3 separate regions of the Homo sapiens genome follow, and all the other regions are linked to region 2. The links are chromatin loops, found by intact Hi-C in ENCODE. Cell type or tissue: endothelial cell of umbilical vein. All regions are shown on one strand. Region 1 overlaps KALRN (kalirin RhoGEF kinase). Region 2 overlaps KALRN (kalirin RhoGEF kinase). Region 3 overlaps KALRN (kalirin RhoGEF kinase).

Region 1 (8,000 bases), 92 kb after region 2:
CTCATCTTAAAAATGAGGAAATTTAGGTATGAAGAAGGGAAGGGGTTTGCTGAGTGTCATACATGGGTAAAACCTGCACCAGCACCAAGGCCTCCTGATTCCCACTCCTGCATTCTTCCCACTATTAATTACTATGCAATTCACAAGACCTGCAAGACCAGGGGACCATGGTGCTCATTTACACACCATGGGAAACAACTAAACCAAACAGCTCCTTCAGTTGCAGTTAGTAGAAGCCACAGTTCCAGCAAGCAAAGATAAAGTAAATTGTAAGCTTTAGCCTCTTAATTGGACCTGGCAGCTCCATGGGCTTCCAACATACAAACTGATGAAATCCCAGAGCTCCACGACAATGTTCCTAAATGCCCAGACATTGCTTTACACATTTGCTAAAAAAAAAATTATAATCAATTCAAGATAAAAGCACAGCACTAAGCTCTTTTAATGGAACCTAGTTTCTGGAGAAGCCTTCAGAGTTTTATAGTAGGGCGAGGACAGAAGTTTAGTAGAGGAAGGATTTGAAGCAGCTATACTAAAGCATCATCAGCAATTTGGGGCTTTCCTGAAGCTTCTATAGTGGCCCTAGAGCAAAATTGGAAACTGTCTATCCGCTCCCCCATTTCTCCCCTCAAAGTGTTACACCTCCTTGAAATATTTGCATTTTTCCCCATTACCTTTGTTGATTTGTTTTAGAGATTGTTATTGTTGATGTTATCATTACTTTCATTATAAAGCAGCACTTATGTGAGAAACACTGGGCAATACTGGAGATCAGAAAGCCAGAGGGAAAATTACCCAGAGTGCACCACCCAACAATACCAGTGTTAACATTTCAACGAATTTTCCTTCTGTTTCCTATGAATAGGGTTGCTAAGTTGTTGATGATGTTCACACAGTTATATATACAACTGTACGTCTTGTCCTCTTAAAAAATTTTTTACTTTATATAAGTATTTAAGCTATTACAAAGCTTTATAAATAATCTAATGGCTGCATAATTAATTACTCACTTAGTAGATATATCATAATTATTTAACCATTCCCTTCCTGTTAGGTTTTTTAAGTAATTTCAACTTCCATGTTAGATTCAAGGGTTACACATGCAGTTTTGTCACCTAGGTATATTGTGTGATGCTGAGGTTTTGGGTACAAATGATCCCGTCACCTAGATAGTGAGCATAGTACCCAATAGGTAGCTTTTTAACCCTCATCCACTTCCCACTGGGTAGATTTTTATATTTTAGTATTGGGGCAGGGGGGCGGTGATGTTATTGTTGTAAAATTTTCTTCATTTGAAAAAATGCTATTATGAGCATTTTCATGCTTAAAGTACAGCTGCATGTCACTTGTGTGGTGCATCTCATCTTTTTGCATTTGGAAGGGAATCATAGTCTGGTTTGAGGTGTTTCATGTTAAGGGACATTACCTAATTAAATGAAATCACTTTCTGATGGAGGAATTCCAGGCATTAGCAGCAGGTGCAGGGAGTGTTGAGGGGAGGAGAGAAAGACAGTTTTTGCACAGGAGTTGGCAGGACTTCACGGTGCCCTTGAAACTGTGCCAAGTAGATATGCTCCAGCTTTACATTTTTTGCCAGCCAGCTCTGGCCTCCTGTGAGGCTGTTCATATGTAGATGTTAATTCATGTGAACTTGGTGCCTAAGGCTGGCTAAGAGTTGTGGAGGAATCAGATGATCAGATGGAAGAAGTTGCAGGGCAGGCAGCCAGGGGAGGAAGAGGAGGTCGGACTTATCTGATGGGCGCTCTTGGGCACAGCTCCCCCTCTGTCAAGAGTATCAGATCCAAGTGCTCTGCAAGGCAGTGTCAGAAGTCAGTATTCACAGTTAGAAGGCTCAGTTGGCAAGTATTGAGGGCAGGTATCAGATTCTGGGGTAAGGGGGCTTCTTCACATGGAAGCTTCCTGGAAAGCAATGCGGAATGAAGAGGCAAGAGTGAATCCTCATTTTGCATAAGGGATTCCTCGGTCCCACCATGTCTTTGTTTTTATCATAACAGGAAAAGTATGTGCTGATTTGAGGGAGGTCTGAGTCACCTTCCCTAGTGAGCCTCAGGGTCAGTTCTTCTAGTTAGGGCAAAACTCCATGAAGATTACTTTAAAAAAAAGGATTCACTTACATAATAATGTATATGCATATATACAGTTGATACAGTCTGTTACCAAACAACATGCCATCAAAATTGATGTTTAAAATTTCTTCTGTACTCCTTTCCTCCCAAATTTAAATAATAATTCACTAATACCGCCAGAATTTTTTTTTTTCTTTGAGAGGGAGTCTCACTGTGACTCCCAGGCTGGAGTGCAATGGCATGATCTCGGCTCACTGCAACCTCTGCTTCCCAGGTTTGTGCAATTCTCCTGCCTCAGCCTCCTGAGTAGCTGGGAATACAGGTGTGCACCACCACACCTGGCTAATTTTTTGTATTTTTATTAGAAACAGGGTTTCAACATGTTGGCCAGGCTGGTCTGGAACTCCTGACCTCAAGTGATCCACCGCCCTCGGCCTCCCGAAATGCTGGGATTACAGTCACGAGCCACTGCGCCCAGCCCAGAACTTATTTTTTAGACAATCATTTAGCTCTCTCTGCTTAAGGCACTATCCTAGGTGCTTTAATACTATCTCATTTAATCTTCACAACAAGCTGTGAAGTAGATACTGTCATTATCCCCATTTGACAGATGAAGAAATTGAGACAAAGAGGTGAAGTAACTTGCTCCTGGTCACACAGTTGGTGAGGAGCTGCAGAGCCCATGCCCTAAACGAGGCTATGCTGCCTTGGAGAATGGAGCAGAGACACAGAGGTGCACAAATGGAAGCTCTGAAATGACAACAGGAGAATTCTTCAGGGGTCCTGTCCTCACTCTCTGGATGCCATTGGGAAACCATCACAGAATAACTGTGTCTTTTCCATAACATGAGGAAGCTCAAAGGGACAATCTAGCTCACACAGTTTATACAAGAAGGAGGTTCAGTTAATCCCCAAATATTAATCATGTAAAAATAGACCTAAATGAAAATGATCATTTCTGGTGAACGTGAGAACTTTGAAAATGCAGATGGAGTTACAAAGAGTGGTTACGAAATGTCCCTTATGTATGTAGCGGTCCATGCTGGAAAGAAGCCAGCACAGCTATCACTGTGGAGCTGGAGGAAAGTGAGGACAGGAGGAGCTCCTTCTGCCCCTCTGGGAAGCATTGCGGAGGGTGAAGGAGGCCGTGTCCACCCAGGGATTGGTCAGCAGGGGAACAGGCCCCACTGGGAATGGCCAGGACCCAGAAAGGAGAGAGACTGGGAAAGTAAGGACAAGGAGTTGGATGGTGACTCAGCAGCAGGCACTTGGAGGGAAGCCAGGCAGACAATTAGCATCAAGAAGGCTTAGCAGGCCTTAGGCAGGGTTCTAGGGAATTAGGCAGAGAAAATATCTGAGAGCTCCTGGGAAGGGGGCCAAGACTTAGGCATGAAAGGCCAGACAGGGACTCGCTGCTGGAGTGGGAGCATACAGTGAGGGGAGTAAGATGAGAGAAGATTCCAGAAGCAGGGGTACAAGATCAGAGAAGAATCAAAAACATAACCTGAATGCATGCCGAGATTCTGTGCTGCCTACTCAGCTCCCAGCATCTCCCTGAGTAGGAATAACTTTGGTCTTAGAATCTTACCCTACAGCATCCCTGGAGGAGAGGATGGGAGGGACTGTTGCAGGAGCAGCTCTGCCTGACCCCTCAAACCATTTCCCCAGCACCCTCCCTTGTTGGCCATTCTTTGGAATTCGCTTCTTGCCAGGGTAGGGACCTGGTGTAGTATATCTTTTTGATCAAGCCATTGAGGTGAAGTGAACCAGGATATTCATCATCTATTTGAACCATAATGGCTTTTGGGCTGTATCTAAAGCTTGAGCCCGGTTGTCTACAACGTGTGAGCATGGAAGAAATTGCCCATTGATCTTGTTTCCACTTCTTCCTTTGGCTGGACTAGGCAGCCTACAGGAGGCAAACACTGCCATCTAGTGGCGTATCTAGGCTTCTCGCCAGGAACTGTGTCTTGAATTGTAGAGAGACAGAAGCCTGATTTTTATCCTCTCCCGTCCAGCCCATGGGTCTGATTGTAACCCACCCTAGAGGGAAGTGGGTCTTGTATCTGGGTGCCATGCTGGGCTGTTTGCAACTAGAGCTTCAGGCCCCTTCTGCTCTAACAGTCTGCAAAAGGACTACACTCATCCCTGGATTCAACCATGTTGCCCTGAAAGGGCTGCAAGTTGCATCCCCAGCTATGTGTGAGCTTGGCCTCAAGAAGCAACCCTGAGCCCCTGGCGTGGTCGCAGAGGAGCAGCTCTACTGAGGTGCAGAAGCTCAGTGATAGAGAGTCTCTCAGTTAGAAAGAATTTCAGTCATCTAGGCCGGCATTCTACAGAGTCCATTAGCGAGGTGGAATCAAATTAGTGGGATGTCAACAGCAATAGAGAAAAACATAAAATAGAATGTCAGAGTGGAGCTTGTGTTTCAGTGATAAATCTATTCACATGTAGTGTTCCCTGGTCAAAATATGAAGTGTATTTCTTACAGAGCACTTTGGAATCTGAATCCCAGCACTTTGGGAGACTGAAGCGGGAGGATCAGTTGAGCCCAGGAGTTCAAGAAAAACATAGTGAGACCATGTCGCTACAAAAATAAAAATAAAAATTAGCTGAGTGTGGTGGTACACACCTGTACCACCTACTGGGTACACACCGGTCCCAGCTACTCAGCAGGCTGAGGTGGGAGGATCACTTGAGCCAGAGAGGTAGAAACTGCAGTGAGCCAAGATTGCACCACTGCATTCCAGCCTGGGTTTCAGAATGAGACCCTGTCTGGGGGCAGTGGAAGGCATTCCCAGGCCCTAACCCAGGCCTACTGAATCATGATGTGTGATTGAGGGGTGGAGCAAGAGAAGGAACTGCTAGGGAATCTCCATTTTATTAGCTCTCCACATGATTTTTATGTATACTCAATGCCTAACCACTGATATTGACATTTCTGAGCTTGAATTTCCTGATGTATGAGATGGAGATGATAGTACCACCTGGTTATTGTGAGGACCAAGTAGATAATTAATGCAAAGGTATTTTGCTAACTGTAAAAGTACTCTAGAGATTTGAGGTGTTTCCATCCCACAAAATCCTTCTCTCTGTGATGTTTTTAAGGAGGATAGCACCAGGAGAGTGGGGGAGTGAAGACTGCATTTAATGGGACCAGGAGAGTTAAATGGAAAAATATTTTCTTCTGTCTCCTTCCACCTTCTACCTTCTACCTTCTGTCCTGCAGATTTCCTGATCTGATCCCAATGGCAGTCCTATGGGGACGTGGTTAGCACAGACTCCCTGCCCTGTAACTGGTGGTGATGCATATTGCCAACATCAGTCTGATGCATTATTTTAACCGTTTCAAGCCCCCTCTGATATCGAAGTCCCTTTAGTGTAAATCTCTCACAGTCCTGAATGCTGAGCTTTTGGTCCTGGTGGGACTGTTAATTATCTACTCACTGTGGCGTTCACTGTGTATGCCACTGGGCAGAAGCTTCCCAGAATGTGTGTGAAATGGCTACACAACATATTTGGACAAGTGCACTAATATGGCCACTGGTGCAGAAAATTTGGGCCCTGAAGGCTTAAATCAGAGATGCACAGACTGAAGTCGAATTCCTGGAGGTGGTGCAAGGACTTTGCCTCCAAACTGCTTTTGGGGTGAACTTTAGAGGATAACAGGCTACCAAGCTGGGCCTCAGCCTCCTCATTCCTTCCGTTCCCTACCTGTCACTCTGCCTCTAAGTGCAGCTGCTCTTCCAAGAGGGAGACTGTACTTAGTTCTATGAGACAAACTAATAACCGAATGGATTCTCATGGAAATATGAAGCCAGAAGAAAGGGGGGAAGTGGGGCCAAATCCCCAAGGTGAAAAAGTGAGAAGTCTCAGCATTCAGCCAGTAGGGGTTGTTCCTGTCAACCCCTTTTATTGCTTCTGCCCCAGGATCAGTGAATTAGGAAGATGCCAGTGTGGAGACAAGCCAGCATGGAGCATGAGGGCTGGGCGTATGCTCCTAAGTAAGAAGTGGCCCGTCTTCCCTTCTGATTCTTCCTCCTGGTCCCCAGTGCCTGAGCCTTTGAGGCTATTCCCCTCCCAGACAGACATTGCTTTACTTCTGCCTTTGAATTGAAGCCCCATTCTTTTTGTAGTCCTCGTAGCCTCGATTTTAGGCTGATGGCTCCAGTAAGGGGTGGGGATGGGAGGTGTTGCAGGGGTTAGAAGGAAGGAAGGCTGTCTCTTCCATTATTCCCTATCATCTAGTGAGAATCTAATGGGAGGGGTGAGTTAGAATAGATGCCCATACAATAGGAGTCTGAGGGTGGTAGTCAGGGCAGGGACAGGGCACAGGGTAGAACCCTTGGAAGGAGTAAAGGGGCATATAGGGAAGGGGTTTAACGGCACAATTAGCTGAAGCTTGGCAAAGGAATAATGAGCTCTAACGAAGTAAGAGGAATTAGAATCAAAGCCCTGGTTCTGGGCAGGCTTCAGACTGTGGCTACAGCTAGAAAGCCTGAGTGATTGAATAGCACTGTGCTAATTACATTTTTTTCTTGTTTTCTTTCCTGTTCTCAACTCTCCTTTTCATCTTCTGCCATCTCTCTGCCCTAAACACCATTTTTCCTCTTTATTCCCCTTCTCTTCCTCCTTACCTCTGCTCTCACACATCCTTCGTCCCCTCTCACCAACCCTCTCCCATATTTCTCCCCCCTTCCTCCATGCCCTCCTGTTCTACTCCCTCCACCACCACCCTCCAAAGCTCTCTGGTGGATGTGAGCTGACAGTGGTCCTCCAGGACTTCAGTGCGGGCCACAGCAGTGAGCTGACCATCCAGGTGGGGCAGACGGTAGAGCTGCTGGAGCGGCCCAGCGAGCGGCCTGGTTGGTGTCTGGTCCGTACCACCGAACGGAGCCCGCCCTTGGAGGGTCTGGTCCCCAGCAGCGCCCTGTGCATCTCACACTCCCGAAGCAGCGTGGAGATGGACTGCTTCTTCCCCTTGGTGAAAGGTAGGAGAACAGAGCGGGTGGGAGGCACAGACCAAGGAGGCCATGAGCGCTGGCCTGACTCTAGCTGAAGACCACCATGGAAGTGACCTGTCTCACAGACCCATTTTTACCCTGTGGGGTTTCTTTGGGACCTGACTGTGAAGAGAATGGGTTGGGAACTTGGAGAGGAAGAGCTCCCGAGTAACTGTGTGTGACTTTGGGAAAGTCATTTAGCCTTCCTGAGTCAGTTTCATCTTGGAAATGAAGGTTGAATTAAGTAACCTCCAAGATCTCTTCCAGTTTTCCCATCATATCACACTACATTCGGGAAAGTCCTCTTCTACCTTTGGCCAAATATGGTTTAGACTCATCCTTTCTCCACTGACCCACTCCCGCTCCACAGCAACTTCTGGCTCTCTGACCCCCGACCAAGTACTCACATGCTGACCTGGAGACACCAGGCACACCCAGGGAGGAGCCACAGCTGAGTCAGATCTGATCCTTCCCTCAGCCCAGCCAGGCTTTGAGGTCCATGACTCCTTTATGTGCCTTCAACAGATAAAGTATTCTAGCCTTGGCTTTTATTGTATGTAAGCTCTGTGTTCCCTTCACATGCCTGTTTACTCACTTTTTCTCATGCCAGGGAGACTAAACTCCTCATGACAGTGTTTCTTTAGGGGTGGTCTCTGGATTAGTAATATCAGCATGCCCTGGGAACCTGTTAGAAATGCAGGTGCCAGCCTGGGCAACTTAGTGAGACCCTGTCTCTACAAAAATTTAAAAATGCAAGGCGGCACATACCTGTAGTCCCAGCTACTTGGGAGGCTGAGGCAGGAGAATCACTTGAACCCGAGAGGCTGAGGTTGCCATGAGGCTGCAGCAAGCCAAGATTGTGCCACTGCACTCCAGCCTGGGCAACAGAGCGAGACTCTGTCTCAAAAAA
Region 2 (8,000 bases):
TTTGTAGTTTTCTAAATAGCTGAAAATCTACCTACCAGTTACAATATATAGTTCTAAGAAATCCTTTTAAAAAATCAAATTAAACCATAGAGAATCTCGCATGCTGTAAATCGAGGAATAAATCCAACTATCAAGAACACAGCTACCCAGCACATATTATCGAGTTAGAATATTATGAAGAAAGAAAAAGAAAATAACAACTAGCCTCTCAACAACCAGAGAAGATGCCACAAAAATTAAGTTCTTGTCTTTTCATAGAAGCATCTTTCTATCCTCCCTAACAACCTCTTTACCTCTTGATTATATAGTTTGTAAGCCCACAGCTATTTAGAAACAGCAAACAAGAATCAAGAACTTGAGTGAGTAGTGGGATACCAGCAGCTGTCTAAAGAAGACAAACTGCAAAAACAGTAGGCAATAGAACCAAAAAAAAAAAAAAAAAAACCTCATAGTGGTCAAGGGCTACTCAGTATTGGTGCAAACCATTCTGTATCCCACCATAGGGCCCAATACAGCCACTGTGTTACAGCATAGCATACTTAATATTAGCAGTAACCCTGAGTCATGAATATGTTCCGCACTAAAGGCAAATAACTGTACTGCATTTAGAAAGCTATTGACCAAAAATAAATTAATGGTTTAATTATCTGCAATTTAAGGAAATATCTAAGAAAATCAAGCTTCATATTAATTTCCTACAGGATCTGTGGGCTGTCTTTACTGTACTCATAATGTATGCTTTCTGCTTGTGTCCTACAAATTTTGATTAATGAAGAAAACATAACACCTCTAAAATCTCTAGTAAATAAGAGATAGAATGGCAGTTAGCCAACTTAGAAAATGCAGGAATTGTAAACTCTAAGGGACAGCTTAGAGGGGAGAACATCTTTCACTGCATAATCAGGTACCTGGCACATAAGTAAACATTGAGTAAATATTTGTTTGGTAGGTGAATGCATGGATGAACAAACTGAAGATAAAATTACTATTTGCAGACTTATGGCTAATACCATTCAAGTCATAATTTAATCTTTTGTTTGTAAAAGTCTCAAGACAGAGAAAACCATTAGGTATGATTTTTTCCCCATCACTACAAGAACCATCTGGAAGAGCAAAATAACTTAATTTCTACATGAAGGAGTTTCTTGGAAGCTTCTTACTGGCTGGACCATGCAGTTGTCCTAATACTTATTTATTCTTCAGAAATACTTGTCCGAAATTGTCACTTCTGAATATGAAAAAAAATCAAAGGATGCTTTTTAACCCCAATTGTTTGTATTATTCCAAAGTTGCAATTAAGCATTGTCTAACGGAAACATGCTCCTCTCATTTCTAGTGCATAGCTCAGGTTATCTGCCTGTAATCCAGAGAGAGCCTATGGGAGGGAGAGCAGGAGGAAGGAATATTGGGAGATTGAGAGATTGAGAGAGAAAGGGATTGAGATTGACACGACCTTGCTAACTTAATTAGCTAAGTCACTAGAAAATTAGCACCTAGACCAAGGGTTATGTGGTGAATACATATCTTAACTAGATAGTATTGATCTGTCTAAATGGTGTCACTTTGAAAAATTGCAACCAGGATTAGTTCTCTCTCTTGCTCTGTGTGTGTGTGTGTGTGTGTGTGTGTGTGTGTGTGTGTGTGTCTGTGATCTGTCTGTCTCAAGGACCTTTGTCTTTATAGGTATTGAATGGGGAAATTCCCCAGCACCAAAACTTCTTTAAAGAACAGTTTAATATGTAGAATTTAATACCTGCAAACATTGGCTTTAACACAAACCGGAGACTGAAGTGGAATGATACTTCGTTTTGCCCTCCACTCTCCCCATTTTGCACTACTTCTCTTTCCTACAGAAATAACTATATAATCATGAAATTTACTTATCTACACAAGACTTAGACCTATTTTGATTGCATTTTATAAGCATTCCTGGAGCACTCAGACAGGAGAATATATTCCATTAGTAGATCCCTAGACAGTAATGATTTTGTTAATGCAGTCTTCCCATTTTGCCTAGCATACAACTTGTAATTCAAGAAAATAATTTGTTTTCAGCTTGCTGTTATTAGATTTGCAACTTTGCTGTGGACAGCTTTTTGTTTAAAATGCTCATCACCTTCTGTTAAATCTGAACTTCTTCCTTTTTGGTTTTTTGGAGATAGGGTCATATGTGAGTCTGAGCAATAACATTTTCATAAAATCTCTACTCCCAGCGCTCAGAGGGTCCTCTCAACCATCAAGTACAACCCTCTCCATGTACAGACAAGGAGACAATCCCAGAGGAGTCGTTACTTGCCCAGTGTGCGCCCCTCCCCTTTCCTTAAAAGTGAGGATTTAGATTCCAGGGCTTGGTCTCCCACTTCAGCACTCTCTCCCCTTCTCTCACTCCCTAGACCACCAATGGTGGCTGCCACATCTGGCTGGTTTAATTCATAGTGAAACAGCTTCCATGTGGATCTTAGAATTTGATGAATATTTCTACCCATTTCTCCCAGAGCTATGTCATTCTTGTGCCACACCCCTACAACAATTACCTGAAATAAATCAGTTTTCAGCAAGGTCTAGATTTTCAAATTAGGGACCAACCACCAAGGTTAGATGCCCCTTCTGCACACTCCCTCCCTCCAGGCTTGGCTGGAAGCTATTAGATTTGGCCTTGGCCACCAGCCACTGCCCTCCCAACCTGGTGTTCCCTGCTCCGAAGGAGCAGGACCAGAGATGTGTGAGGTTGAACTGGGAGCACTGACCAGGCCAGGGTCAGCCAGGAGCAGTGAGGGGTGAGCAGCAGGGGTAAAATCGAGGCTGGGGAATTTAGGGAAGGGCACCCCAATGAGCGACTGAACCACAGCCACATTTCAGTCAACTTCCCAGAGTTCCTCCCTTGGGCCAAAGGTGGCTAGATTGGAGATGAAGCTGGTACCCTGTGATTGAACCCAGCCTCTGCCCTCTGGGTTCTGAGAATGACATATCTGTCTGCAATAAGGGTGGAGGTGGGCACAAGTGGAGCACAAAGAAAATAGCCTCAGTTGGAGAGTAGGAAAGGCCTCATGGAGAAGGGGGCATTTGAGATATAATTTAAATAAGGGGTGGGATTTTTACAGGCAGGGATGGCTTCCTTGATGATGGAATAAAGTTTGAACAAAGGCCCTGCAAGGGAGAAAAGTGGTGAAGTCTAGCAGGGAGGTTGAGAGAGGCAATAGGGGGTTTGGGAGTGGGGCTCCATCCTGGGTCATGGGAAGCAGAGAGAGGTCTCATTGTCGCACTCCCAGGTAGGCTGGGTCTTCTCACATCCATGTCTGTAAGACGAGGAAAAGAAAGGAGAGGTGGTGGGCAGAGATAGTGCAATTCAGAAATGTAGGGAGAGACAAAAGGAAAGGAGGAGAGAGAGCTAGGTGGATAGAGGATAAGTGAGAAAACCATGAAGTGGACAGATAATAAGGAGAAAGGAAGAGATAGAGAAGGAGAGAAGCAGGAGAGCCAGAGGGAGGCAATGACGGTGGGAGGGTGGATAGGTAGGTAGGGTAGGTAGTCAGGCAGGTAGGTAGGTAGGTAGATCCATCTGCGGAAAGAGGCCCTAGGGAAAGGGGAGGGGATGAGGAGAAGGAGATCGAGGGAAAGAGATGGATAAAGACCTAGACCTTCCCAGAGCTACCATCCTGTTGAGGGAGAATGAGCAAGGTGGTGTTTTTCAAACCATTTTTATCATGAACCAAAGAAAAAGACTGTACATTATGCCCTGATATACGCATGCATATATGCTATATATAACAGGGAAGTTAAATTTTGAAAAACACCTGCATTATGTGTGATGCACTGTGGTATTTTGTGTTAGGCTCTATTTCTTCCTCCTCCTCTTTTTTAAAATTCTGGTTGCCACCCATAAATTGATTTTACAACCCCTTGAAACACAAGGGGGGGGTTGATCCATGGCTGCACGGCAGAGCGCTAGCTCCACCAGGTGGTGAGAGAAGGGATGTGCAGTTCAGGCCACTGGGGAAAGGCCGCCCTGTCAGGCTGCTGCTACCTTTTCCTCCCTCTTTGCCCCTCCTACCCCTTCCCAACACACACACCCTTGCTTAAAATGTGCATGTTCTATGCTTTCTAAGCTTCTTCCCCCACTCCAAATGCCTTTGGTGTTAGTGGTTTCTCACGTATGGAAAATCATAGAATTATCAAATATAAAAGCCCGAAAGAAATCGTTAAAGATAATCTAGTTCTCCCTTGCTCTATAGAAACTGAAACTTACAAAGGTTTATGATCTGCCCAAACCAAAATTAGTGACACAGCCAAAGAATCCAGCTGTCATTTTCTTAATAGTCAAATGTTAAGGAAAGAGGAAGGGGAAGGCCTGTTGTGATTTTTCTTTGGTCCCCAAACGCACACTTGAAGAGGTAACTTGCAGAACCCATCAGAGGAGCCCTATACAAATGTAGCTGTGGTCTTGTTACTGTTGTTTGTGTTTTCAGTAAGCTATCAACATTGGGGCTGATTATAGACGTTAGGGAATACCCAAAACAAGACAAAGTCTAAACACTTCGTTTGGATGTGTCAAAGTAATGTTAATTTTTGTTTTACACACTAACTTCTTAGCATCCATGCCTGGTTGCTAAACACCACCTTATTGGAGATGAGTAACATTAAGCATAAGATTAATCTTTTGTATTTTATTTTAACATTAAACTTGGTATATATCTATGCAAATAACTTTATTCATCTGATCACACAAATTAGACAAAGTTAGAAGATATTGGCAAAAACATATTCAACAGGTAACCATGCAGCAAGGTAAATTTTGCTGCTTGTGGTTGGAGGCTGAGAGTGTGATGTGCTGAATGGGCGTCCAGCCCTGCAGACCTTTCCTCTTCATCCCTAACCTGAGCTAAAGTGTCAAGTGTGAAATGAAGGGACAAAGCCAGGTGCTTCTCATGGCTCAGCCTGGGTGATCCAACTGTGCTGGAACTGTTACATGAAAAATCCAGCACCTTTCCCTGAGTGTACATGACCCTCCATTAGTTTAATACCTGCTCCAGTATGCTAACCGGCTATCTTAGCCCCTATGGTCTAGAGCCTCTTATGTTCTAGGCTCTGAATCTGCCTGGTCATTAATGGATTCTTTAGAAATAATCTCTAGCTCTACTTGCATGAAGGCAGTTACCCAGCCTTGCTTTGAAAAGAAGGCAATGTCCTGGACTTCCTATAAATACATGAACCTCACACCTTTCTCCCCACCCCATTTCCGACTTAATTTTTAAATGTATGCTCCACGTTGTTCCTCTTTTTCCCGTTGCCACAACAGGCCCCTTCCCCTATCACCACCTCTGGCGTTCCAACAAGCAAATGCACATTGACATACAAGGTCATCAAATAGTTATTTCCATTTAGATGCAGACTGCACCCTTGATGTAAAGTCTGTTTGCTGACAAGATTGTGCGCTCCTTAATGAAGGATACACTTCCCCAGAAGCAGTGAGATTTTAGACCAAATTCATCTTCAGAGAGAATAACAGAACCAGTCCAGTACCTTTGAAATAGTGCTGTTTCTATCATATTTAATGACAAAACTCAGAAAGCTTTCTGTTAATAAATGCCAGCAGTTTCATTTCCCAGGATTGTGTACAAAGCCAAAAGGAAGCATTTTCCTCATAAAGTAACTGCATAATATATTAAATTATAATAATTTAATAGAGTAATGGCATTGCCTTGATCTTGACATTTCTTTAAAAGTTTTATTCCTTTCTGAAAGAACCCCAGACATTCACACAAATGACTTGCTTTGCTCATTCCTTCACAATTTATTACATGTAATTATTGGAGTAGTGAGGGCCAAATTGCTGCTATAGAACAGCTAAGGTGAAATGTTTCATCATTTGTGAAGAGAGTTGTGAGCTGTTTTGCTTTAATTTGAATTCATCATGTCTATTTGAAGTAAGTAGAATAATATGGATCAGACTTACATAATCTGTCATCTTCATAAGCTTCCAATTAAGAAGTAAAACAGAGTTTAATATTGCCACTTACTTTCAACATTTACATTGAGATGGTAATGAATATCTTATTCAAACTTATCAATTGGTATGCCTGGCACAAGCTGAATAGGTTTTTTAAAAAAAAAAATGTTCTTAGCTTTCTCCCCCTAAATTAAATCCTATAGAGCCGATGTAGGATTTGCCATCTGGAAGCATCCTGGAATCTAGGACAGTTGCCTTTAAATGCTCATCTATGGACTGGATGTGTGGGAATTACCCAGGAAGCATTTCTAAACAATGCATTTGCTCAGATAGTAACCCCAGAAGGCAATGTACAACCAGGTGTGGGACCGCTAACTAGAGTTTTCCAAGAGTGTTCCTTGAGACAAAGTCTGATACTCGCCCCAAAAGTGCTGCAAGCACAAAGAAGTTTGAGAAGCACTGCATATTGTATTTACTTCAGAGGTTTATAGTGTAACTCAACATATTATAGGATTTTGGAAGTTCTTCAGCAAAAAAAACCACCTTAGCCCAACATTTCCCAAACAAGGTGACCTTGGAATCTAAATGTTACATAATAACCAATCAAGATTTTCCCAGGATATGGTTTAGGAGAAAGTAACCTGCTGCAGATTTTTCAGCAAGGGCTTGGTAGGGAGTTCCCCCTAAATATAAGTCTCCAGGAGTGGGGAAGAGGGTCAGATACATGTTTACCAAAGAGAATATGAGTTTATTAAGATTGAGAAGCACTGATCATGAAGAACTACTGTTTATTTAGTGTCTACTGTGTGCCAGGCACTGGGTTGGGTTCTTTTTACCTGTGGATTTATTAAATCCTTACAAGCACCCCCACAAAGTTTTATTATTATTATTATTATTATTATTATTATTATTATTATTATTTGAGATGGAGTTTCACTCGTGTTGCCCAGGCTAGAGTGCAATGGCGCGATCTCAGCTCACTGCAACCCTCCGCCTCCCAGGTTCAAGCGATTCTCCTGCCTCAGCCTCCTGAGTAGCTGGGCTTACAGGCGCCCACCACCACGCCTGGCTAATTTTTTGTATTTTTAATAGAGACGGGGTTTCATCATGTTGGCTAAGCTTGAACTCCTGACCTCAGGTGATCTGCCCACCTCAGCAAAGTTGTTATTTAAAGATGAGGAGGATGAAGCTTTGGAAGACCCTTTCACAACTGTGACCAAGTGTGAATGCTGATTCTTTAACTTGTGCTCAGTTGTGGGAGGGGAAGAAAGTCAGACCTGGGGGTAGGCAGATGGGTGAGCTAGTGGTAACTGCTGTTAAAACCTTCATTTTCCAGCACTTTGGGAGGCCGAGGTGGGCGGATCACGAGGTCAGGAGATCAAGACCATCCTGGCTAACATGGTGAAACCGTGTCTCTACTAAGAAAAAGACAAAAAAATTAGCCAGGCGTGGTGGCGGGCGCTTGCAGTCCCAGCTACTCGGGAGGCTGAGGCAGGAGAATGGCGTGAACCTGGGAGGCAGAGCTTGCAGTGAACAGAGACTGCGCCACTGCACTCCAGCCTGAGTGACAGAGTGAGACTCCGTCTCAAAAAAAAAAAAAAAAAACAACCTTCATTTTACAGAAAGGCATTCCTCATGAAAATTATATGCTGTGCATTTAATTCTGGTTATAGTATTTTTGCTTCCTGAGGATTTTCAAATTGTGCATCTTCCCATAGGTTTTTGGTAGCTGCTATCACAAAAGTCAGGGTGTTGCTCTATTGAAATTGATCAGATTTTAAATAAAATTGCCAGCACTGTCTTTCTATCAATGATCAATTCTTTAGACATAATTATCATTGTTTACTTCAAATTAAAGTGACCAGGCCAATTATCCTTGGGTCATAAGTCAAGGAATGGCTCTCCCTGAGTCATCATGGGTATCCTTGCCACTTCTGACACAATAAAACAATTTTTTATCCTGTGTGGAATGTCCTGATCCAGGCTGTTTTACCATTTCTTTGGCTACTCTTAAGGGAGAAGGGCCCAGGCTGGGCACGGTGGCTCATGCCTG
Region 3 (8,000 bases), 54 kb before region 2:
TAGCCAAACACTGGAAACAACCCAATAATTCATTAGGAGGAGAATGGATAAACACACTGTGGCCTATATGTACAATGATACTCTACTCAGCTGTAGCAAGGAATGAACTAAACATACACACAGCAGCGTGGATGAATCTTGATACAACATGTTGAACAAAAGCCAGATGTTTAAAAAAAAATTCTGTAAGATTTCATTCATATTAAATTCTAGAATAGGCAAAACTACATCTATGATGATAGAAATCAGAAATTGGTGCCTAGTTGTGGGTTGGGAAGGGGAGGGATGGATTGGAAGGGGGCACAAGCAGGTTCTCTAGAGTGATGGAAAGGCTCTATAGTTTATTTTTGGCGATGACTACATGGGTGTATAAAATTGTCAAGACTCAGAACTGAATGCTTAAAATATGTGTATTTTGTATGTAAATTATACTTCAGTTTTTAACATACAGTAACGAAAAAGGCCTAGTTCTATAAAAACTGTAAAAGCCTATGTATACTTTAAATTATGCTTTTTTTTTTTTTTTTTTTTTTTTTTTTAAGAAACAGGGTCTCTATCACCCAAGCTGGAGTGCAGTAGCATAATAATAGTGCACTACAACCTTGAACTCCTGGGCTCAAGTGATTCTCCTGCCTCAGCCTCCCAAGTTGCAAGGACAACAGGTGCATGCCACCATGCCTAGCTAATGTATTATTATTTGCTTTGGAGAGACAGGTTCTCACTGCGTTGACCAGGCTGGTCTTGAACTCCTGGCCTCAAGTGATCCTCCCGCCTTGGCCTCCCAAATCACTGGGATTATAGGCACAAGCCACTGCACCCAGGCTAAATTATCTTTTTAAATAATCTATTTTAGCCTCATCAGTCTAACCCCTTTCTTGAGTTAGAGAATGAAGTACTTTTCAAAGATGGGGCTTTAACAAAAACCTACTTTGCCTGCCAACCCAGTGGCTCCCAGATCCCCCAAGGATGCCCCACAATAAGTAATACTGGGTTTTCCTGCTGAGCTCAGCAGTTCTCTAAATTGACCTGAAAAGATGTGGGGTGTGAAGTGAGAACCTAGGGCAGTGAGAGTGATATTTTCAATTTCCCCATTTCTGCTTCAAAGAGAGAAAGTACAATTTAATCTGTTTCTATTTTGCTTGAAGAAAGGTCTTGTTGTTAGACAAAAAAAATGAAATCCTGTGACCCAGACAGCAGCCCCTTGTGAGGGGCTGCTTGGCTTTCCCATCCCAGTGTGTGTACCCCAGCATGGAATATAAGAGCACCGCTCCCACTTGCTTCAATCCATCGTCTGTCTCCCTGTGTCCCTGATGCTCCTGGAGCAGCAGTTTTTGATAACTTGGAAGGTTATGCCATGTGGGAGCTGGCATGAGACCCAGCATCATGAAAACCACTCAACTAAGGCTCTGGGATATATGCTTAGATGGCCTGGGCCATCCTGGAAATGTGTGACCTGGAGTGACACTTTCGTCTCCTGAGAAAAGAGGATGACAGTACACATGCTGTCGCCTTCAAGGGGTGTCATCGGGGTAGCATGAGATAGCAGATCTGAAAATCACTTTTAAAAACTTTTAATTTTGATTCACACAAGTGGAATTATCTAGTTCAGTACTTCTGACTTCCTAGTCTGTGGATGATTGCAGAGATTGTAAAGGAAGTGTAGGATTTAGTCTCGATTTGCAGAAAACTGAGAGTAGACCCAGTGAAGTCATGTGAGTTAAGGTGTAGAGAAATGAACAATTAGCAAGCTGCTATTAAGGCAATGTTTGCATTCATTACATGCTTTAGTATTCATTAGAATCATTAATGCCTTTCAATTGATTAAATCTGCTTGAATTCCTGGAGGTATGCTACACATTTATACTTTGTTTAGTCACTATTTTTAGGTGTCAACCTTTGTAATAGAAGGACAGAATGTTGCACAATAGAACACAGGAACCAGAGCAGGACCCTTGGGTTTGATGGACACCAGCTCTTTAACTGATTGTGTAACTTTGGGCCATTCACCAGGTTTTTCTAGCCCTCAGTTTCTGTTTTTGAAATACTACTTAATTTCTGAGGACCTCTTTAGTTATGAAAATTGTAACAGCAACAACTGTGGGATGGTAGACAAAGTCTTTGCAGTTAGTAGAAGAACTTTATCCCTCTCTGGCAGGGTAAATAACCCCATCTGTCTGTGTGAGGGTCAACTTCCTCTCCTAGAATATGGACCTGGAGATCTCCACCATGCCTGCCTCATTGAGTTATTGTGAGGATTGAACATCAAGGAGTATGCAAAAACTTTATAAGCCATAATTCATAATATGAATGTTTGCTGCTGTTCCTTTGCTGTTGCTATAGGCATTGAAACACTAGAGAGCACTCTTGGAGCCATGTATACAAGAGTGCATGGCAATGTTGCTTAAATAGTCTAAGGGTTGAAGAATTCCAAAGCAGAGACTTAACTGAGGGGTGGATTCATGAATAAGGCTTGGAATTGTGAGCCTTAACCTAACAATCTCTCGTGGACCTGGTGAGCCTGTGCTGATGACAGTGGTTCCCTCACAGGTGACAGCAGAGCTAGACGCCTGGAATGAAGACTTGCTTCGGCAGATGAATGACTTCAACACAGAGGACCTAACCCTGGCAGAACAGCGGCTGCAGCGCCACACAGAACGGAAGCTAGCCATGAACAACATGACCTTTGAGGTTATCCAGCAGGGACAGGATCTGCACCAGTACATCACGGAGGTCCAGGCATCAGGTGGGTGACCTCGCTCATTCTCCTGGCAGAGGAGATGATGAAAACAAGCATACCATCTAGCCTGCAAGGAGCAGTGCCACATCGTTTATTCATTTTATTCCTACAGATACAAAGAATAGAGATTTTTACCCACATTTTTTTTAAAAGAAAGGAAACGAGGCCAGGTGTGGTGGTTCATGCCAGTAATCCCAGCATTTTGGAAGGCTGAGGTGAGTGGATCATTTGAGGTCAGGAGTTCGAGAGCAGCCTGGCCAACATGGTGAAACCCCTTCTCTACTAAAAATACAAAAATTATCCAGGTGTGGGGGCAGATGCCTATAATCCCAGCTACTCAGGAGGCTGAGGCAGGAGAATCGCTTCAACCTGGGAGATGGAGACTGCAGTGAGCTGAGACCATGCGACTGCACTCCAGCCTGGGCAAGAGTCAGATGAAAAAAAAAAGAAAAGAAACGGAAGCCATGAGAGCTGGAATAGTGCCCAAGGTTGCCCAGTTAGGCTGTGCTGAAGTTGGGAATAGGGCCAGGGTTTCCTGGTCTGCAGACAGAGTGAGAGAATCAATGATGGCAATCAGCACAGATTCCTTTAAAAAATGGTAGCCTGGAAAAACAAACCAGAAGCAGTCAGACATTCATATGGATTGTATACACATGTGTAGTTGTTTCCTCTTCTGCTCCCGATCCCTGCTGCCAGCACGCATTCTCCAGCCCTATCCTCTACTCCTAAGCTATCTCCTTGTCTCCGGTTCCTGTTTCTCAGTCTCCTCAATTGTTAATCACTGGTCTTTGGGTGAGTATAAACAGTGATGATAAAAATTTATGACAAGATCATATAATTTTATAACTTCTCAGAAAAACACGGCTGAGTTACTCAGATTTAACTTCTTTTCCTGCTCAAGATTTATTCAAAATTTATCTAACAAATGAGTGAGCCCTTACTATTATACTTCCCACTCCCCAAGTCATCCTTTGATGTTAGAAGGAGAGAGCACCATGGTGATCTTGAGGACCGCTGGTTGAGAAGAAAAGAAGTCACATGGCTGGTCACATCTCAAGGGAGTGCTAGAGCCCAGATCTCTACCTTCCGACCCACTCCACTGCCCTCCTACCGGGGTCCTTGTTGGCTCAGGTTCCTCAGTCTCCAACACGAGGTAGACAGGAGCTAAGGCCATCAACTATAAAACGCAGTTGGGCCATGTCCCTGCTTATCCTGAAGGATATGGAAATCCTGAGATTGTCAGGGGGACCTTAGCAGTCATACTGAACTTTAAAGTACTGTGTTTCTTTCGATGACCTGAAAGAGTAAAGACCAGCATTCAAAGGGACTTCACTCCTGACCAGAGGAGAGACAGTCTAGTAAATTCTGTTCACTTTTGTCAGCATAGTCTGTCCTTGAATTTTCATCTGTGCTGTGAACAGACTGCCTCTGAGACCCAGGCCTGTTTCACAGGTGTGCAGCTGAAACCCAGGCCTATTCACAGGTATGCAGCTAGTGCTCTGTGTAGTCCCAGGAAGGGCTACTCACCTTGCAGTCTGTCTGGGGACTTTTTTTTTAAATGACAGTGCCCAGGCCCCATGCCCTGATATTCTGATTTAACTACCTCTAAATGGAACTTGGGCAACAGCAAAAAGCTCCTCGGGTGATTCAACTGTGTGGCCAGGGCCAAGAACCACTGCTTTTATTCGTGATAATTAAATCACAACATCTGACATCTCTGGAATGACCTAGGACAGTGGCTTTCAAAATGTGATCCCCATGTCAGCAGCATTAGCATCACCTGAGGATGTGTTTGAAATGCGAGTTCAAGGGCTCATACCTGAACTCATTACATCAGAATCCCATAACATACATGTTTGCTGCGGTTCCTTTGCAGTTGCTATAGGCATTGAAACAGTGCATACTCTTAAAGCCCTGTACACAAGAGTACGTGGCAATGTTGCTTCAATAGTCTAAGGGTCAAAGAATTCCAAAGCAGAGACTGATCTGAGAGGTGGATTCATGAATAAGGCAGTGTTGCTTAAATAGTCTAAGGGTGAGCAGAGTGTGGCCCAGCAATCTGTGGTTCAATTAGCCCTCCAGGTGATTTTGTGCACCACTGACCCAACATGTTGCTACTCAGTGTGGGCCCTGGGCCCAGCAGCACCAGCATCACTTGGGAGCAGATTAGGAATGCAAAATTGCTGGCCTTATCCCAGACTTGTGAATCTGAATGTAGATGTTAACAAAATCTCCAGGTAAATGGTGTGTACATTAAAATCTGGGAGTCAGTGTTCTAGGACACAGACTGTACCTTATTAGGGAAGTAGGGGAAACTGTAATCCTTTCTCTGTGATTGGGAATCTTACCTGGACTCGGGATTTAGCCCCATGGCCTGCCCTCATGGTACTTACTGTAGCTGTCTATGCAGCTACGACTGGGAACCATAAGAGAATGCACACACACCATCTAGCAGAGAGATGGACAGAGAAGCTATGCAGGGATGCTCACCCTTCATCTCTCATGGTAGATGTGTCCAGCAGGAAAAGGAGGCTTGTCTGCCTGGAAACCTGCAGCACTTACTACCGGGGTGCTGATGTGACCCTGGGCAAGCCAACGTCTGTCCCAAGAGCCAAGTATCCATAGTAACAGAAAGACAACTGGGAGTTGAAAGTCCCTGAGGACTGCTTATGACTGAGGTGGGCTGTGCTTGGTGTCCACCTAAACTATGAGGGCTGAGTGGGGTGAAAACACCCCAGGCAGATGGGCTGCCCACCCCCACAATATCCTGTTCTAGAAATGAGCTTTGTCAAAAGAGGTTTGGCCTCTTCAGTGCCTCTTACTGAGGCTGGCTGTTCTCCTGCTCCTACCACAGCTAGCTGTTTAGTCTGGCATAGCCCATGAGGCTTTTAAGAGAATGAATCCAGGGGTTTTAGGAATGCTCACTCCCTGTCTATGGCTGAATGCCTGGTTCTGCAGGGGAGGCATCTAACTTACTTCTGGGCTTAGGGAAATGGAGGGTAGATTCACAGCAGAGCTGGAGGGTGGGGATGGGGTAAGGGGTGAGCCCAGGTGGGCCTTATCCCCCAATGGCTGAGGAATGTAAGACTTCAGAGACACAGGACTGAGGCAATAAATGGCTTGGGGATTTATAGTCTTTGTTTAATGGACTGTATTTGGACTAAAGGTAAAATAAACTGTAGTCTTAGAAAAAGGACAATTAGCAATATTAAAACTTTTGTTGGTATTTAGTCCATGCTAAATAAGGGCTTATGCTTTGATTTTACAGTAGCAAATGGAACTAGGGAATTTTTATATGCTTCTTTTCAAGTGTGAAGTTTATAATATTGAGCCAGGCTCTACTAAATCCCTCTGGTGTGCCTACAACTCTAACCAAAGTAAAAGCCTTTGCTTAACTTAACATCAGGCTCAGGAATAGAGTAAACAGGAGCAATTTCTTAATTTGCTCATTGTTCTTTCCTCACAATGGAATCATCTATTTGAGCCTCAAGTTGGGAGATGGTAGGTTTTGCTGAAAGAAGTTGAGAGAAACATGCTGGCTGAATTCAAGGTCCAGTTCCACCACCAACTAGCAGTCTGATTTTGGAAGTCCCTTTTCTTTCTCTTTAGACTTTAGTTTCTTCTTCTGTCTACTGTGGCACGCCTTGATTCCTAAGGTTCCCTCCAGTTCTCACTTTCCGTAATTCAGCCTAGCTGCCCTCATCGGCCAGGCCATACTTCTTCTCTCCCATGAAATCTGACCGTGCGACTGTTACACTTGACTTTAGGAATAAGACAAGAGCAACGTACCCTATGGATATGTTGTTTTTGTGATTTACACAACGCGTTAAGTTCTCTCTTTATACAAGGTTTGTAAATGAGAAATCTCTGGAGTTTGTGGCCATGATACTTAAAATTTACCTTGCCTGAGAAGAACCCAACCCCAACGTTTAAAAATAAATAAATTCTTAAAATAAATCAAGTTTTGTGAGGATCACTCTTCTCCTTGAGCATAAAGGCTAGAATACAAAAGAGGAAATCCTGGGTTGAAATCCCGGCCACATGTCTTAGGACCTGAGTGTCCTTGTACATGTTCGCCTGTCTCTCTAAGCCTTGCCTTCCTCTGAAAAGTAGTGATCATCAGAATCCTTACCACATAGGGTCATGTGAGGATGAAGTGGGATAACATGGGAGGATGGAAAGGGTTCAGTGAAGCTTGGCAACTAGTATATTTTGTACTCCTATTCTAGCACATGCTGCATTCTGTTGAAGTTATTTGTATTCCTGTAGTTTTTCCAGCAGCATGAAGGAACAAATTCTTTCTTCCCTCTTTACATTCCCAGCATCTAGCAGAGCCAGTGTCTTGTGCCTAGCAAGTTCTCAATAGTAGTGTTTGCTGAATTAATCGAGAATGAACATCAGTGTGGGTGGAACAGATGTAGGTAAAAATAATGGAGCACAAATAATTTTACTAGTGTCAAAAAGGAAAGAAAAAAAATCTGTGGGCTTTTTATTTTTATTTTTTTTTCAAAATGAAAGCTACTCTGGGGTGAATAGGAATGTGGATCTGAGGGGCTGAGACGAAGGGAAGAAGAAACCTTGATGTAGAACAATGGTTCTTAACCTGTCGGTAGATTGAGAATCACCTGGGAACTTCTTAAAAATACCAATGTCTGGGCTCCATCCCTCAGGGAGGCTTAGTTAATTGGTCTGGAGTGGACCCAGATTTTTTTTAACTTCCCAGGTGATTTTAAGGTACAACCAGGGTTGAGAACACTGATCTAAAAACCTCATTAAAGGACTTTGTGATTTCTGAACTGAGTGTTAGGTAGAGGGAGTGACACAGACAGAGGAATGGAGAGGGGAGAAGAAAAGAAAAGAGAAAAGATGTTCTGTATCTGAGGCTGATACCAATATTTAAAGAACACAAACAGTTTTTTAAAACATGTTACAAGTATGGGCAGCATAGCCAGAAATATCTAAATCTTACTCTAGACCACAGTCACCTCTCTCCTTGAGGAAATTAAAGTGGTACCCTCATCTGGTAACAAAGGAAAGCAAACTAACGCTTATTATTGTTAGCTGTGGCTTTTAGCCCTAAAGAAACACCAGTGCAGAGCATTCTGCTGAGTGTAGCAGAAGGAATATCTCTGTTTCCTGTACTGTCTTTTCCAGTGGTTCATAATCTTGGTTGCATGTTGGAATCACACCTGGAGCTTTAAGACTTACTAATGGTCGGGTCCCAGCCGCAGAGATTCTGGTGATATTGGTCTGGGGTGTGGTT

What was found. A loop is a pair of places that touch in the nucleus more often than their neighbours do. Peaks named below come from ENCODE experiments on the same cell type or tissue, not always from the same donor. Only the 100,000 strongest peaks of a DNase experiment are listed, where the experiment ranks them.
Region 1: a loop joins it to region 2, with 6 times the contacts of the local background. A loop is called at or near these places in 6 of 110 quality-filtered maps.
Region 3: a loop joins it to region 2, with 2.1 times the contacts of the local background. A loop is called at or near these places in 4 of 110 quality-filtered maps.

The regions. Positions count from the first base shown.
Region 1 is chr3:124,556,012-124,564,011 of GRCh38, forward strand. It overlaps KALRN (kalirin RhoGEF kinase), which reads left to right. Exons shown (of 60, transcript NM_001388419.1): 34 at 6,832-7,078. The region is part of intron 2 of LOC105374076 (a long non-coding RNA gene); the gene reads right to left. Among named protein-coding and RNA genes, the nearest start is that of UMPS, 170 kb to the right of the region's middle. In endothelial cell of umbilical vein, a CTCF peak has its summit at 4,028 (motif pointing left); DNase peaks (open chromatin) are centred at 1,870, 3,340 and 3,980; H3K27ac peaks cover 950 bases; H3K27me3 peaks cover 1,014 bases.
Region 2 is chr3:124,464,433-124,472,432 of GRCh38, forward strand. All of the region lies in intron 25 of KALRN (kalirin RhoGEF kinase), which reads left to right. Among named protein-coding and RNA genes, the nearest start is that of MIR6083, 94 kb to the left of the region's middle. In endothelial cell of umbilical vein, a CTCF peak has its summit at 3,958; a DNase peak (open chromatin) is centred at 3,919; H3K27me3 peaks cover 155 bases.
Region 3 is chr3:124,410,923-124,418,922 of GRCh38, forward strand. KALRN (kalirin RhoGEF kinase) reads left to right here. Exons shown (of 60, transcript NM_001388419.1): 14 at 2,548-2,743. Among named protein-coding and RNA genes, the nearest start is that of MIR6083, 41 kb to the left of the region's middle. In endothelial cell of umbilical vein, no CTCF peak of the experiment used is centred here; DNase peaks (open chromatin) are centred at 2,659 and 3,259; H3K27ac peaks cover 563 bases.